Regions from separate parts of the Homo sapiens genome. Here region 1 is linked to region 2. The links are chromatin contacts, found by Hi-C or POLR2A ChIA-PET in ENCODE. All regions are on one chromosome and are shown on one strand. The core of a region is the stretch at or near the end of the contact, and the rest is flanking DNA. Distances in the headings are between cores, read along the strand shown.

Evidence for each region. A loop is a pair of places that touch in the nucleus more often than their neighbours do. ChIA-PET counts read pairs that join two places held with the same protein, here RNA polymerase II (POLR2A).
Region 1: a loop to region 2 is called in a map of sciatic nerve, with 6 times the contacts of the local background. The contact joins the enhancer-like site here to the promoter of CD44 in region 2. A Hi-C loop is called at or near these places in 1 of 168 maps with a recorded cell type or tissue (sciatic nerve). POLR2A ChIA-PET finds 5 or more read pairs at or near these places in 1 of 52 experiments (Panc1).

Annotation. Positions count from the first base shown.
Region 1 is chr11:36,298,954-36,304,792 of GRCh38, forward strand. All of the region lies in intron 1 of PRR5L (proline rich 5 like), which reads left to right. Among named protein-coding and RNA genes, the nearest start is that of PRR5L, 5.6 kb to the left of the region's middle. Within about 2 kb of position 1,843, at least 2 of the 41 ENCODE cell types and tissues checked have a DNase peak (open chromatin) inside an H3K27ac peak, as active enhancers do.
Region 2 is chr11:35,135,266-35,141,015 of GRCh38, forward strand. It overlaps CD44 (CD44 molecule (IN blood group)), which reads left to right and starts at 3,906. Exons shown (of 18, transcript NM_000610.4): 1 at 3,906-4,105. The coding sequence starts at 4,039. It overlaps CD44-DT (CD44 divergent transcript), which reads right to left and starts at 2,767. Exons shown (of 3, transcript NR_120528.1): 1 at 2,433-2,767; 2 at 1,081-1,361. RefSeq lists enhancers at 3,071-3,635, 4,803-5,303 and a silencer at 3,546-3,615.

The sequences.
Region 1 (5,839 bases), core at 593-3,092, 1.2 Mb after region 2:
GGGTTCATTTTAACTTAATCACATTTTTAAAGGTCCTGCTTCTAAATGCAGTCACATTCTAAGGTCCTGGGGGTTAGGGCTTCATCATATAAATTTTGGGAGGATAGTTGAGGCCACAACAAGTGCTGTCAGCTTTTCTCTGAAGGTAAATTTCCATTCCTCCTGGTGGTCCTTGTCAGAAGGACCTACACATCCCAGAGGTTGGCCACAGTACATCTCTGGCTTATGGAAAATGCTCGTTTCATTATCCCAGGAAATCCAAAGCTACCACGTTCTCTCCACTCCAGCTGATCACTCCATCTCTCTTGTATTTTGGGATTCACAGACATGATTCAGACATCAGCCCTCAGTGACAGTCAACCTCCAGGGACACAGCATCTTGGAGGCCAATCTTGGAGGGTGGGTAGTGGGCAATTGGGACTTGGAGTGCTCCTATTGCTTTCTCCAAAATTCCTCCTCTACACCACCAACTGTTCTTCTCACCCAGCTTTCTTTGTGGGCTGAAGATGGTCAGTTAAGAGGGAAACCAGTTTCGTGCCACTTCTTTTGTCAGCCCTGCATGATGGCCTCAGTGTCACAGCTCACTTTGAAACATGTCTTTTGTCCTTGGCAATACCTGAACTGAGACCATAGTCATTTTTACATCCTGCTACACAAATAGCATCTCATTTAGTTTTCATAAAGAACCCTAGGAGTTCTTCTGCATATGGAAGAGGAATCTGGAGCTCAGAAAGGTTAACGAATTCACCCAAAAGAGATTATTCAGCGAGTGGCGGGGAGGGGAGTAGAGATTCAAGCTTTAACCCACTTCATTATTTACTTCTCTGGGCCTTCATCATCCAGGCTTCTTAGAGCTTTTACCTACTGGAGTTTGGTCTGTGCTGCTAAAATGTTTTCTTCTTAGCAGAAAACTATAAAGGTAAACAACAACAACAACAACAACGACAAACACTTCATCGCTGCTTGCACCACTTGTGATGCAGGGGCTGGCAACAGGAGTGACAGGTGCATCAGGAGCTTTCTTAAGTATGTTGTGAGATGAGCTCTGTGTACCCAGGAAAGTCTTTGACTGCTTGAAAGTCCTCCATCCCTGCCCCACTATAATTTAATCAGCAGAATAATGAAGTACAAGTGAAATATCTTTTTTTTTTGTAGAAATGCATAAAAGCAATTCTGTTAGTCTGTTTTGTGTTGCTGTAAAGGAATACCTGAGACTGGGTAATTTTTAAAGAAAAGAGGTTTATTTGGCTCACGTTTCTGCAGGCTGTACAAGCATGGCACTTGCATCTGCTCAGCTTTTGGTGAGGCCTCAGGGAGTTTTACTCATGGCAGAAGGTGAGGGGGGAGCATGTCACACGGTGAGAAAGGGTGCAAGAGAGTGCCAGGCTCTTTTTAAATGACCAGCTTTCTTGTGAACTTACAGGGTAAGAACTCACTCCATTATCACCAGGGCAGCACCAAGTCATTCATGAAAGATCTGCCCCCGTGACCCAAACATGTCCCACTAGACCCCACCTCCAATGCTGGCAATCTCATTTCAACATGAGATTTAGAGGAGACAAACATTCAAACTATATCAGCAATATTGCATTCTGAGAATTTTATTCAAGGCAGAAGGGGCCATATCATCTCACCTTCTAGCTCCCAGGAGGTACTTAACCTAAAGATGACTTCCGAATATGAAGCTATTTAAAAGAAAAAAAAAATCCTCTTTTTTGTTTAGATTTTTAATTATTTTCTTTACAAATAAAGAAGCCCAAGCCTGTCATTGCCCATTCTTCCTTAGGAAAGGGAAAGCTACATATGGGCCTGGCAGTGGTTCAGAGGCTGCCTGCCAAGGCTGTGTCAGGTTCATCTGGCAGCCGTGCAGAGCTGGGCTGGGCTGGGCCGGGCTGAAGTTGGGGCCCAGGGCACAGGCCTGGGATGGGCTGGAGCTGCAGCTGTCTCCGTCCAGTGAGGAAGGGGAGGATGATATTTCTGTTCACCCACTCAGCAATTATTTAACAAACATTTATTGTGCCCAAGACTTTTGTGGGCTCTCTGCCAGGAAAGGGCAGGTCATTGAATGGGCCCTGGGAAAAATGATGTCTGAGCTTCTCTCCAGTTCTCAGAGAAAGGTAAAGCACTGGAAGCGGGCGATTCAGGGAGAGGGCATGGAGGCATGGAAAAGCATGGTGTGCTTGGAGATCTATGGATGGTTTTGAACTGCTCAAGCACAGGCCGGGGTCAAGGGAGGGCAGGGGTCAGAAGAGGGAGGAGGAAGAAGGTGGAGGAGCTTCCAAATTGGAACTTGGTAGGCAGGTTGGGCCCTGGGAGGGCCACAGAAGGGTCTGAAGCAGAGTTGTGACCAGAGTGGGTTTGTCTTTTAGAGGGAACTCTGAGGCAGGACGGGGACACACTTGAGCATCAGAGGCGTCAAGGCTCAGGGAGAGGGGTGAGGGAAGATGAAGGGCAGAACCGAAGCCCTGGCTGAGATCATGGGAATGGGGAGGGGTTAAGCTGGAGAGAGTGGCAGCCACCTGAGGGAGGGGTTGGTCTAGAATGTCTTTCAGGTTTCTGACTTGAACTACAGAAGGGATGCTATGCCATGATGGGTCAGTGTGTGTGTAGGGGGCCGAGGACCCTTCCCAGCTGGAGGAAGTGGGGCATGGGGGGTCGGGGTGTTGTCCTTTCTTTTAATAAACATACGGAGGGGCTGCCCTGAGCTGCGTGCTGGGAGAGGAGAGCAGAGGGGACACCTTCCATTCCTTACAGAGCCCTTGGGCCAATGAAAGAGCAATTCAAATGCAATGGAGCAGGAAGACCCTAAGAGAGAATTGGAAAATGACTGGGAAAATTTGAATGTAGACCAAGCATTCAGTGATATTAGAGAATTATTAATTTTTTAAGGTGTGATGAAATTATTGTGTTTTAGGTGGGAGAATACCCCCTCATCTTTTTTTCTTTTGGGGAGATGCAAGCTGGAATATTTAGGAGTGAAATATCATGATGTCTGTAATTTACTTGGAAACAAATAAATACAGAGGGAGAGAAGGAGAGACAGAAAGAGAATGTGCAAATATGGCAAAACGTTACCAATTGTTGGGAGTATATGGGAGTTTACTGTACTGTTATTGCACTGTGCTTTTGGCTTTTCTGTGTGAAATATTTTGTAGTAAAAACTGGAAAATACAAAGTAGCAAGCGCATTGATGGGAGGTAAGGGTACCACAGGAACACAATGAATGGCCTCTAATCAGAATTTGATGCATGAGGGATGCTTCTAAAGAAAACAGCATCTAAGACCTGAGGAAGAGTGATCCTTGAAGCGGGGATGGGGAAGAATTTTGGGGAGAATGTACTAGGCAGAGAGGGAACAGCCTGTGTGTAGGCCTGCTGGCCTGTCTTGCTAGAGGAACAAAAAGACATTTAACGTGAGTGTCAAATGTGAAGCAGAGTCACCAAGAGATGGGAAGAGAAAGGTAGGCAGGTCCTATAGAGTCTTATAAGTTTGGACTCTGTCCCAACCACAGCATAACTAGGGGGGCTTCATTTCAGAAAGATGCTGGCTCAGCTGGGTGCGGGGGCTCACACCTGTTATCCCAGCACTTTGGGAGGCCAAGGCAGGCAGATCACCTGAGCTCAGGAGTTCGAGACCAGCCTAGGCAACATGGCGAAAACCCATCTCTACTAAACATACAAAAAATTAGCTGGGCATGGTGGCGGGCACCTGTAATCCCAGCTACTCGGGAGGCTGAGGCACGAGAATCGCTTGAGCCTGGGAGGTGGAGCTTGCAGTTAGGTGGAGGTTGCAGTGCACTGCACTCTAGCCTGGGTGACGGAGCGAGACTCTGTCTCAAAATAAAAATAAAAATAAAAAAGAAAGATGCTGGCTCACGTGTGTGCAGTTGCTAGGATCTGGCAGCCCCTGTTTTAAGCACTTCATCTATATGAGTTCGCCTAATCCTCACCATGACTTTATCAAGGATGTGCAGATTAGCACCTCTATTTATGAGAGAAGCCAGCCAAGGCACAGAAGAGTGAAGTCACCTGCTCAAGGTCACATATCTGGAAGAGTCAGGATTCGAGCCCAGGCATCCTGGCTCCAGAGCCCACGCTGCCCTAATCGCAAGGCAACACTGCCTCTTGAGTTTAGTCTCTCTGTGTGGAGAAGGAAGTGGAGGGAAGCAGGACTCTTCCTCAAGACAGGAAGACAGCTTAGGAAGCAACCGTACACATCCAGACTCAAGGTGATGGTGACTTGAACTAAAACAATAACAGTGGTGATGGAGAGAAATAGATGTAATAGAAAGTTATTTTGGAGTGAAATCTATAGGACTTGGTACTTGAACAGTTGTGTCAGGGAAGTCAAAGACAATGCCCAATCCATACCCCACTGAACACCTAGCTCTGTGCCTTCTTGGCAGGAGAAAAGGGCTAGAGTAAGAGAATGTGGAGATACCTTGCTCATAAAAAAATCGAGAAGACATTATCAGAACCATAACATCCCCTTCAACTGTGAGGAGCAGACTGTTGTCCACCCAACCTACATATCTCTTTCCTGGCTTCCACTAATCCTCACTTTTGGTGCAACTTGCCATTTTCACTGTTTGAATTTTTTAATCTGCACCTGTTATAAAATAGAGATCATTCCTTTATCCTGACTTGACTGGAAAAACAGAGTCAAACCACAGCTCCTGGTCCCTTCCCTAATTGTCTCTCAACTCACTAACCTGCCATTAGCCTTGAGTGATGTGACGTATGCACCTGTCTGTGTTTCACAAGAAGCCCTTGATCCTTGGGCCTCTTCAGAGGGCTTAACTGGAATGAAAAATTAAACAAATATTGAAAAAACAATAGAACGAACAATACATGGTCATGTCCCTCTAATCCTTATTGATTTTTAAGATCTTCTCAGGCATGAAAACAAGATTCACTGCTAGCAACCCAACATTGGATTTCTGTTAACTGAAAGAGTGGCTTATTGATCAGGGTGGGATGTCCAGCAGGGCAGGAGCAGGCCTGTGTCTGCCCCACCAGCTAATCAACCCCAATTCAACCCTAAGAGGTGGAGCTCAGTTGGGTGAGAGCTGCACTCACTTGAAATGAGGGACACTGTGGCCCAGGAGGGTCCTCGCAGCATCCTCAGAAGAGACTGAGGCCATTCCTCAGTTATATACCAACTCTCTGGGGACCTCATCTTTTTCTTGCTAAAGGCCTCAAGAATTCCTCATTATTTTTTTCTGTGTCAAAAATAATATAACTACTACATGAATTCATGTGTAGAGGACATGGATCTGCAGAATAAAATGGGTTCATCTACATATGTTCCTGCCTTTCATTCCTCTGTCTCAAGGAATTGTTCATTTAACAACAGATTCAGCTGTTATTCTATGCTGTTTGAAGGTTGGCAATACAGCCATTCACCATATACCAAATGGCAAAAATCCCTGCTCTCATGGAGCTTTTATTTTAGGGGATATTGTGAACAGTTTGGTGAGGAGCCTTCCAATCCATATATGTATTAATACAAACAGGTTTGTGCTGTACATATGATTCTGTGGCTGGCTTTTTTCACTAACAACATGTCTTGGAGCTCATTCTGTGTCAGCATGAATGGTCCTTCCTCATTCTTTGATAGTTGCATAATGGTTCTCTGCAGGGATAAACCCCTGCTAGTAAACATACAGTTATAATTTTTGTTTTCACAAATAGTGTTGCAGCGAACTTCCTTCTGCATGTACTGTTGTACACACACAATTTTGGACACTTACTAAGCCATGATATATAAATTAATTACCCTCTCTGTGCCTCAGTTTCCTCATCTGTACATTGAAAGTCATGGTAATAATCTCCCTCTA
Region 2 (5,750 bases), core at 2,656-5,155:
TCAGGTAGCTTAGAGGTCATTGAGTCCCACCATGAGGCAGGCACACCAGGAAATGGTCTTGATGTCTTCTTTCACTGACTACTCATAATAAACTATGGGAAAGGTCTGATTACCCTTGTTTTGTGGCTGGGATTACCGAAACTCCCAGAGGTTAAGTCATCCTCTGATAAGGGGGAAAGCCAATGCTCAGACCTGGACTTTCTCGGTCCAAGGCTGCTGATTGAATTCTGGATTCTTCCCAAATAGTGTAATCTCGTGTCAACTCAAATCAATTCAAGTTTCCTTTCCAGTTTCCCACATCCCATGGTTTGGCTTAGAAAGAAAGATGGTGCAACACACAACAGATATCAAGCATCTAAGAGTTTGGGAAGGGTTTGTGTGACCAGTGGTGTGGGCAGGGTGTCTTTAGAATGGAAAGTGGATGAGAGGGGAGCTCAAAGAGGTGATCCAGGAATTCCCAAAGGTGGACCTTGACTCAGTAAGTCACCAGGTCTGTTATTTGAAATGAGTCATTTGTGGTATGGGGGCAAATGACCTCAGTCCCTCACCAAACTATCGGGAAGCAAGCAAACAAAATAATCCCCGCTTCTGGGGAGAATAATCCTAATTACAGCCCCTAGAATTTGCATGCCCTTCTACAGTTTGCAAAGCACTTTCACACCTATATTTTCCTTGGTGGAATTGTTTACTGCACTAATGGAGAAGGGACCAGGACTTGATATGGCCTAGTTTGTTGGTTTTTATATATTTTTTAAGAATAATCATCTGTCAAAATGTAATTTCATGCAATAGTCTGGTATATAAAACTGATGCAAGTGGAACTTCTGTGGTTGGGATGGGGCCTGGGGAGGGAGAGGCACAGCTTACTCCTCAGCTTTTACTCTGACCACTAGGTCTGCTTCTGAGGGGTCTCTAAGGAACCTCCAGGTTCCATGAAACACAGTAAGACAGACATTGTTCCTAGTGACTCCCCACGTCACTTCACTTTCTTGCTCCAAGAAAAGGAAGCTGAAATCCCTGGAGGTTGCATGAGGTGAAAAAAGCTGCTCCTTGTCCTGTATTCTTGTGCATGGAACCTACCAGGGCTGGTTTCCTCACATGAGTAGGGACTGAAGCCTTATCTGGGAGCCAGTTTGCCCCCAGTTGTTTCAAGAAATAAAGTGTCCTCTTGGTCACAGACAGCAGCAGTAACAACTTTTTCCTGCGGACTGGCAGCATTTTCCAAGCACCTGCTCTTCAGGTGGGAGTTACGGGTCACTGTCTTCATTCCAGACGGGCGGCTCTTTGAGTCATGGCATGCCAGCTTCTGAGTGGCTGAGGACTAGATCCAGACAAGGATTTTTCAGTCCCAAACACTCTTCCTGAAAATGCAAGAGGAGTAGTCTTTAGTCAAACAGAATCTCCACAACTGAAAAATTTATACCGGACTAGACAGTGGTAGTGGTTGCACAATATTGTTAAAGTACTACACGTCACTGCTATAAACACTTTTAAATGGGTGAAATGGTAAATTTTATGTTATGCATATTTTAACATAACAATGATAATAATTTTAACTAAGTACGTTGCCTCCTTATTTCCTACAGGGTCAAGTTCAAACTCCCTGGCATAGCTTACACCTTGTAGTCCCCATACCTGTAACCTCATGTCTGCTATCTTCCCCCAGCCCCTTCATCTGATCTATGTTCAGATCAGCTCACATTGCTCTCTATTCTCTGGACAAGCCATGTTCTTTCACTTTTCTATGCTCAAACACAATTTTGCTTTTAGTAATGATAGCAAACACTTATTTAAAGTGCTTACTGCATGCATATGTAGACATAAATCTACGGCTTAATACATGCAGGGCTTTTGAGTCATTTAATCCTCACCAATTCTATGAAGTAATAGAATTGTAATAGTAATAATAGATACTATTATTAAGCCCATTTTATACTTGAGCAAATTGAGCTAATTGCCTTAGGCAAGGTCACACAACTAAGAAGCAGCCATAATAGGGTTTGGATCTAGGTGTTCTAGCTCCTGAATCCATGCTGTTCGTCACTACACTGTACTGCCTGTGGATGACTTACTTGTCCCTGTAGTTTCATCTGAAGAATTCCTCCTCCTTTTCCTTTGAGGCCTGCCTCAAATATCACTTCCCCTGTGAAGACTGCCTGGTGTTCTCCAGGAGAGAGTGTGACTCCCTTCTCTAGGAATGGTAGCACCCCAAACACACACATTTTGCAGCATATTTCACCTTGCATGGTAATGGCCTGCTTGTGAGTTTTATTCCGTACCAGAGGGTGAGGGCTCTGAAGATAGCGCCAGGTCTTATTTACCTCGATACCCCACAACACTCATTACATGTCTGATGAATGAATGCATAGGGGGATGGCTGGGTGCATTTCTCTCAACTTTTCAATTTCTTGAAATAAATAACAAAATCTTACCTTCCCTCAGAAGTCCTGGCATGGTTCCTTTCATCTTGCCACAGCCACTGATAATCACTTTCATTTTCTGTGTAACTCACCAGGCAAGAAGTCCATGCAGATTTACTTTTAGTAGTTCACATGACAAATAAATACTGCGTTTGATTTCCAAACATTAAACCATAGTATATTATAGATAGATATAGAGTTATCATTCAAAGTATGATATTTCAATCTCAAAAGGCTTCCCCTGAAGAATATTACAAACTCTTCCTCTCTTTAAGATCTGCTGGGTAGGAAAGATGGGAGAAAATGAATTAATGTTTACACAGAAAGGAGGATAATGGGGGCAAAAATAATAGATGAACGTATGGGTGGATGAGAGAATGGATAAAATGATAGGTGGATATGTTGATCTTGGACAGATGGGAAATGAGTGGATATATCAATAAACAGATATGTGGGTGGATGGGTGGAGAAGAGGATGGTGGATGGTTGTGGTTTTATGAAGAGATGTGAAAAAGGAAGTGTGGAATGATGGATGAGAAGTTGTATGGGAAGATGAATAGAAGAATAGGTGGTTGAATAAATTAAAAGGTGTGTGGTTGGATGAATGAATGAGTGGGATGATAGATGGACCTAAGTGGTTAGTGGATGGACAGGAGGATGGATGGATGTGAGAGCCCCAGAAGGACATAAGGAAAGATGGGTGGATAGATGGATGGGCGGATGGAAGGATATTTAGGAGGATGAATGAGCATGTGTGTGGAGAGAGGTGCCCATTCACACTGGCTTGAACACATGGGTTAGCTGAGCCAAATGCCAGCCCTATGACAGGCCATCAGTAGCTTTCCCTGAGCTGTTCTGCCAAGAAGCTAAAATTCATTCAAGCCATGTGGACTTGTTATTGAGGGGAAAAAGAATGAGCTCTCCCTCTTTCCACTTGGAAGATTCACCAACTCCCCACCCCTCACTCCCCACTGTGGGCACGGAGGCACTGCGCCACCCAGGGCAAGACCTCGCCCTCTCTCCAGCTCCTCTCCCAGGATATCCAACATCCTGTGAAACCCAGAGATCTTGCTCCAGCCGGATTCAGAGAAATTTAGCGGGAAAGGAGAGGCCAAAGGCTGAACCCAATGGTGCAAGGTTTTACGGTTCGGTCATCCTCTGTCCTGACGCCGCGGGGCCAGCGGGAGAAGAAAGCCAGTGCGTCTCTGGGCGCAGGGGCCAGTGGGGCTCGGAGGCACAGGCACCCCGCGACACTCCAGGTTCCCCGACCCACGTCCCTGGCAGCCCCGATTATTTACAGCCTCAGCAGAGCACGGGGCGGGGGCAGAGGGGCCCGCCCGGGAGGGCTGCTACTTCTTAAAACCTCTGCGGGCTGCTTAGTCACAGCCCCCCTTGCTTGGGTGTGTCCTTCGCTCGCTCCCTCCCTCCGTCTTAGGTCACTGTTTTCAACCTCGAATAAAAACTGCAGCCAACTTCCGAGGCAGCCTCATTGCCCAGCGGACCCCAGCCTCTGCCAGGTTCGGTCCGCCATCCTCGTCCCGTCCTCCGCCGGCCCCTGCCCCGCGCCCAGGGATCCTCCAGCTCCTTTCGCCCGCGCCCTCCGTTCGCTCCGGACACCATGGACAAGTTTTGGTGGCACGCAGCCTGGGGACTCTGCCTCGTGCCGCTGAGCCTGGCGCAGATCGGTGAGTGCCCGCCGCAGCCTGGGCAGCAAGATGGGTGCGGGGTGCTCAGCGCGGACCCGGCGGCAGCCCCTCCGGCTGAGTCGGCCCTGGGGGACTGGAGTCAAGTGAGCTGTCTGCGAAGTGCATTGGGCTCCGGAAAGCAGGGCTGGGATTTGCGCTAAACCGTTGGAGAATGTGTCTGTGGAAGCACCATTTGGTTGAAAGAAAAAGAGAAAGAGAAGAAAGTTTGTTGGGCAGGCTGCCGGCGCGCAGTTTTGGGCGAGGTCGCTAGAGCTGCAGCACATGGCAGAAAGTAACCGTTCTCCCGGATGCGCACAGTCGTTGTCTGGACTAACAGGCTCCTGTGCCCAAGGGCTCGCCAAGCCCCACCGGGCTGTGTCTAGGCAGGGCAGAGCTGGGCGGGGCAGAGACTGGGGCTGGAACAGGGCGAGTGGCTGTTATCAAGGTGGTCACAGAAGGGATCACAATTCCAAGTGTGAGACTAGCTGGCAATGGGTTTTCCAGAAAGGGGTCCTGGGTTCTCCCAGCTCCCCACTGAGCCTTGTTCCAAAGCTTACAGTCCGCAGTGTCACTGCCACCTTAGCGCTGTGGAAGCTTGAACCAGCTCTGCGGTGAGGTCTTGGGTCTCCATGAGATTCCAGCCTGGGATAGGGAGCATGAATATGAGAGGCAACCACTGGACCAGCTGCTTGGTCCTCACCACCTCCTGCTTCTGCCAATCAGTGTGGGGAAATCTCAACAGTAAGGTGGCTTATATTCCCTGCCTGGCAGCCTCAGAGCAGAGAGAAGAGCCTTGATACCAGGGCAACATCAGGGACCCTGGAGCTAGGGCTCCAATATCTCATCCAAACAGGGTCAGTGCTTTGTGGTGGCTATGGAGGGGAGGGGCTGCGTGTAAGGTATATTCTAGCACGGCTCAACTCCAAGCATTCTCTTTCTTTGTCTATGTATGTACAGATAATTACATGGCCGATTTGCTTATCGCTGGCCAAAATTAATCTTTCTTTTAAGAAGTGCCAGCTGGGTCATTAAGACAGCTCAGCCTGCATGCAGTAAATTCTACTCAGCAAATATTTATTAACCCAGTTCCACGGGAGTACTGAGAAATTGAAACACACAGTCTCACCCAGGTAGTTTAGATTGAGTACCCAGTATAAAGTATCTTGAATTACTTTCTGCTTTCTCTATCTTCCTACTTTCTGCAGTAGGAAGAAAGTGACCCTAGGTGGAGGCTAGGCAGGATGAGTTCTCTGTGCATATGCATCTCCCTTTCTGTGTGAGTGAGAGGTCTTTGCTAGGTGGGGATTTGGGGATCTAGGATTTATACTACTGAAGCTGAAATAATAATAATAATGATAGCAACAACACAGCCTGTCATGGTGGCCCATGCCTGTAATCCTAGGACTTTGGGAGGCTGAGGCAGCAAATTACCCAAGGTCAGGAGTTTGAGACCAGCCTTGGCCAACATGGTGAAACCCCATCTTTACAAAAAATACAAAAATTAGCAGGGTGTGGTGGTGCACACCTGTAGTCCCAGCTGCTTGGGACGCTGAGGCAGGAGAATTGCTTGAACCTAGGAGGTGAAGGTTGCAGTGAACCAAGATTATGCCATTGCACTCCAGCCTGGGTGACAAAGCGTGACTCT